2 separate regions of the Mus musculus genome follow, and region 2 is linked to region 1. A link is a contact called in ENCODE Hi-C data. All regions are on one chromosome and are shown on one strand. Each heading gives the region's core, a stretch centred on a gene start or an enhancer-like site at or near the end of the contact. The rest is flanking DNA. Distances are from core to core; before and after follow the strand shown. Region 1 holds the start of Psg20 (pregnancy-specific glycoprotein 20). Region 2 holds the start of Ceacam3 (carcinoembryonic antigen-related cell adhesion molecule 3).

Evidence for each region. A loop is a pair of places that touch in the nucleus more often than their neighbours do.
Region 2: a loop to region 1 is called in a map of heart, with 6 times the contacts of the local background. The contact joins the promoter of Ceacam3 here to the promoter of Psg20 in region 1. A Hi-C loop is called at or near these places in 4 of 37 maps with a recorded cell type or tissue (heart and v-Abl transformed pro-B cells).

What each region holds. Positions count from the first base shown.
Region 1 is chr7:18,684,639-18,687,321 of GRCm38, forward strand. Psg20 (pregnancy-specific glycoprotein 20) reads right to left here and starts at 1,354. Exons shown (of 6, transcript NM_054058.1): 1 at 1,288-1,354; 2 at 1-135. The coding sequence starts at 1,354.
Region 2 is chr7:17,148,910-17,151,592 of GRCm38, forward strand. Ceacam3 (carcinoembryonic antigen-related cell adhesion molecule 3) reads left to right here and starts at 1,310. Exons shown (of 7, transcript NM_054059.2): 1 at 1,310-1,539; 2 at 2,614-2,683. The coding sequence starts at 1,491.

The sequences.
Region 1 (2,683 bases), core at 104-2,603:
ACCAGGCAAAAGCTAGAAGATCCTCTGGCAGATTGTCAACTCGTAGAAAAACGTTTTGTCCTTCAACCACTTGGAGCGGTGAATGGATAGTGACCTTGGCAGTGGTGGACAGAAGCCAGCAGGTAAAGAGGGAGGCTAGAAGGGAAGAGAAATAAGCCAACAATCATGAGCAGGTGTGAGCATCCTTCACATTATGCCTATGGGTAGGTGTGTGTCCATAATGGACATGAGTAACATGATCTCCATGCCAGAGGGTGTCGTTTCTGCTCTGTGGAATCCTCTACTCAGGTGTCCCCATATCACTCTTCATATAAAGAGTGTCTGTTGTGAAGAGAACGAACTCTATAACATCCTCCTCCTCTTCCTCCTACTCCTTCTCCTCCACTCCTGCACACAATCCTCACTTTCTGAATTGTTTTCTATTCTATTTGCAGCTCTATTCAACCATTGACTCTCCTCTGAATACACTGATTTCTGGTTCACTAGAAAAGGCTTTGTGAAGACAGCCATTAAAATTATCTTTTTGGAATGCTCAGTTCCTGAAAAGAACTCAGAAAATAATGAGGGTGAAGAGGAAGGGAAAAACAAAGGAAATATTAAGGAAAGAAGGAAGGGAGAAGGGAAGGAAGGAACGAAATAAGGAAGGAAGGAAGGAAGGAAGGAAGGAAAGAAGGAAAGAAAGAAAGAAGGAAGGAAGGAAAGGAAAAAGGAAAGAAGTAAAGGAGGAAGGAAGGATATCTACATGGATTCATCTCTGCAGTTCCTAGGTTTGGAGCAAATGACAATCATTACGTTCAAGTGTGATTTAATAACTATGTACTGTATGTGTGGGTTTCCGAAGACTTTTGTCTTAGTGTTCTCATTGATGGTGCATGACACACACCTGTGTGGAAGGCAGAGCAGAGCCTGCAGAAGCCTGTATCTCCATCTACCCTGTTATAGCTGGTGAATGAATTTAGCCTGGCATATCTCCACACACTGAGCCAACTTGCTGCCCCCCCCCCAGGTTTGACTCCTCTTTGGAGATTCACCCTGTCAAGATGGAGACCATTGGAATTCCAATGCTAGCCAATGTGACTGATTTTGGACAGGGGCATCTGAGGATTTTCTCTCCCCTCATTAGCTCCTGTCTGCTCAGACCTTCCTGCTGCTGAGCCTCTGTTCCTCACTGCATCTTCCTGACTGCAACTACAGACACCCAAGTCTTCTCTAGGCACCTCCACTACAGAATATTTTTGGCTTCTGAGTTTCCCTTCCCACACACAATCAGATAGCTGGAACACTTACCTGTGAGCAGAACCCTCTGCCTGGAGGTACACCCATTGCTGAGAAGAAGCTCAGAGGACACCTCCATATCCCTTCTCACTGTACTGGCCTTTCTCTAGGAGAAGACCTTCAGCTCCTGCAAGGCACCTGGCCTCTGCTGTCCTTCCTCCTTCTGAGCTGAGTGTTCTCTCAGGCAGGAGCACTTCCCAGAATCCTATGAGCTGTGGGTGGTGGGGTCTGTGTCCAGGGCACTGCTCAGTCACTTCCACTCTCAGTACTGCACCTCATCTTTCTCACATTTTCTCTCTTTATGTTTCTTCTCCAACAAGACCTTGAACAACAAGGCTGACAAACATGGACATATCCTCAGAGAACAATGACTCATCCAAGGGCTGACACCTGCTGACTCCTCGATATGGGTCTGTCAGCATCAAAGAAGGAGCCTCTGTCTTTCCAATGTGTCCCTGAGACACACAGACCCGGATCAGAACCAAGTCTGCCCTGGGTCTTCCTTCAGTGCTCTGGGAAGGGGGATTTTCCATCAGGAAGGTGACATGCATGTCTGTGACATTTGGAAGGGACCAGTTGTGTGATGACTGGGAATGAAGATAAACCCTCTGTCACTAATGTCACCAGCCAAGTTCCTTACCCAAGACAGATGCCAGGTAGCAGCTGTGTGAGGAGTTTCATGTTCTTGGTATAAAGGAAGAGGTGACCTGTGTGTCTTGTAAAGGACTGTGGGCTCCTCTCGTATAGACTGTTACCAGATAACTTCCAGCATTATGGGTTGGTCAGGGCTGTGTGTTGGTTGAGCCCAACTGCTCTGTGGTCCTCCTGGGTCACATATGCCCTTTGTCTGGGTGATCCTGCAGCATAAGTCCTACCAGGAGAAAGGGAAATCTCAGGATCCCCAGAGAGAGGGGTGTCCATAGACACAAGAAGCAGAGCAGGGTCTAAGGAGGGAGATCCAAGTTAGTAGGGACAGGAATGGAAAGCAGTCTCCTAGGCAAGGTCTTAGCTCAGGGAAACAATTATCTGAGTGTTCAGTGAAAGCCCCATACAAAAAGACACAACTTCCTGTCTCGTAAGTGGGCCCTGGAGTAGTGAAATTCTTCAGAAATTCTTGAGAGAATCACAGCAAAGTTCTGGAGTCAGATCTCATTGTCCACTTGTTTTCAATTCTTGGACATGATGTCCCCTTGAGCAGCTAATGACCAAGATTAACATCAGCTTCTCCCTGATTCACAGACACCTGAGAATGTTCTATGGTGGGAACACTGCATATGTAGCTAGAGACAGAGAACTTGTGTTTCACATCTGTCACCTGTGGACTGTGTGAAGCTCATGTGGCCACTGTGTTCCCTGTGTCTCAGTTTCCCAGCAACAGCACAATAAAGGGAAAAATGTTACAATCTCA
Region 2 (2,683 bases), core at 60-2,559, 1.5 Mb before region 1:
TCCTGAACTGCTTCTGTTCACAGTGTTTTTATCATAGTAGGAGAAAGAGACCTAGAGTAGTGTACAGGGAAGAGCAGTTGGCACTTCCATTTGAATCACTATTTTGTTCCCTGTCCTCAATAGCAGACCCTCAGTACCCAGTGGGCTAAGAGAAGGAAGGGATGAGCCCCCAGACATGAGCCAGTGAGTACAGGTGCACCCCCATTCATTACTGCCATTTCCTTTAAATCTGAAGAAAAATGTACCAGGACTTTCCTTTGAAATTTGTGAGCACAAGGATTCTTCTGAGGCTGCCCATCTTCTGAATGCATACTTCTTCCAACTTTAGTCCAGGACTTCCCATATAACATCTGGAATCCTGTCAAGACCCACCCTACACTAGATGGAATTTGATCTGCAGAGTGGGCAGGATGACAGGTCCTGAATCCACACTGTGCTAAAGAGATCAGGGAAGGTCACATTTGACCTGTTAACCATGCCTGCTGTCATGTAGACATTAAATCACAGTTTTCCTGGTGACCTCCAGAGGTTGATATCAGGACACACATTCAACACTCAGACAACTGTTTCCCTGAGCCTAGGATATTGGTTTCCATCCCTGTACCTACTAATGTAGATCTCCCTCCCTAGACCTTGCTAGGGGTATATAAGGATACCCCTTTGATTGGGGAACCTGAAAGTCTCCTCCCTCCTGGCATCTCTTATAGGGGAAGCATGTATATTTGCAGGGGAATCACCCAGACAAAGGGTATAGGTGACCCAAGAAGACCAGAGAGAACCTGGGCTCACCCAATGACAGATCATCCAACACACAATGCTGGAAGGGTCCCTTGAAACCCTCCACAGGAAGAGGAGCCCATAGTCCTTTCTAGGACACATAGGTTGCTCTCCAACAATGAGGACATGAATCTCCTCACAAAATGAGTCCTGGACCTCTCTCCTGGGTCAGGAACTTGACTGGTGACATTAGTGATAAAGGGTTTATCTTCATCTCCAGTAATCACACAGTTGGTCCCTTTAAACTGCCCTCAGACATCTCTGTCACCTTCTTGATGGGAAATCCCACCTTCCCAGAGCACTGAGGACACATGGCAGACTGGGTGCTCAGCTGAGTCTCTGTGTCACAGGGACACATAGGCAGCATGGAGGCTCCCTCTTTGGTGATGACAGACTCAAGGCCAGGACTCAGCAGATGTCAGCCTTGGGACGAGCCGTTGTTCTCTGAGGGCATGGAGATGCTTATCAGCTCAGCTCCTCAAGGTGCTGCTTGGAGGAGAAAGATAAAGAGAGGGATGCAGGGCAGCACAGAGAATGGAAAGGGCAGAGCAGTGCCTTGGACACAGAGCCCACCACCCACAGCCCCTTGGATTCTGGGAAGTGCTCCTGCATGAGAGGCCACCTAGCTCAAGAGGAGGAAAGACAGCAGAGTCCAGGTGCTTTGCTGGAGCTGAAGGTCTCCTCAGAGTGAGGTCATCACAGCTAGAAGAGATATGGATGTGTCCTCTGTGCTTCCCTGCAAGGGGTGTATCCTGCTCACAGGTAAGGGTGCCTACTCCAAGACTGTGTGTGGGGTGGGGGAGGCCCAGAGTCTTCTGAAATGGACAGGATCCTTAGGGAAGATGTGTGGTTTTTGCTTACTTTCATGGTGCAGAAGGTGCAGTGAGGGACAGAGGCTCTTTAACAGGAAGGTCTGAGCAGACAGGAGCTGAGGAGGGGAGAGAAAATCCTCAGGTGCCCCTTTTCAATATCAGTCACATTGGCTAGCATTGGAATCCCAATGGTCCCCACCTTGACAGGGTGAACCTCCAAATAGAAGTCAAACCGGGGAGGGCCAGCAAGATGGCTCAGTGTGTGGAGACATGCCAGTCTGAATTCATTCCTCAGCTCTCACAGGGTAGATGGAGATACAGGTTCCTGCAAGGTCTGCTCTGCCCCCTACACAGGTGTGTGTCATGCACCCATAATGTGCACACTGAAACATGTGCCTTCCCAAACTCACACATACAATACAGAAATATAAGTTACACTTAAATGTAATGATTGTCTTTTGCTACTAGCCTGGAAACTATGTAGATAAATCCATGGTGATATCTCTCCTCCCTCCCTCCCTCCCTTCTTTTTTTTTCCCAACTGGTTTCTGAGATTTTTTTTTCAGGAACTGAACCATTTAAAAAGACCATACTAATCTCTTCCCTCAAAAAAAGCCTTTTTTTTTTTTTCCTAGTGGACTGGAAGTCGGAGTATCCAGAGGAGAAAGCCAATGGTTTAATGGAACCTTACATAGAACAGAAAACAATTCAGAAAGTGAGGACTGTGTGGAAGAGAAGGAGGAGGAGGAGGAGGAGGAGGAGGAGGAAGAGGAGGAGGAGGAAGAGTAAGAGTAAGAGGGGGTCAGAGAGCCGTTTCTCCTCACACCAGACAATCTTTATATGAAGAGTGATATGGGGGCACCTGAGTAGAGGATTCCTGAGAGGAAATGACACCCTCTGAGGCTCTGAGGGCATGGAGGTCATGTTGCTCACCTCCATTAAGGGCACACCCCTACCCAGAGGCCTAAGCTGAGGGATGCTCACAGCTGCTCAGGATTGGTGGCTTCTCTCTCTTCCCTTCTAGCCTCCCTCTTAACCTGCTGGCTCCTGCCCACCACTACCCAAGTCGACATCGAATCCTTACCACCCCAAGT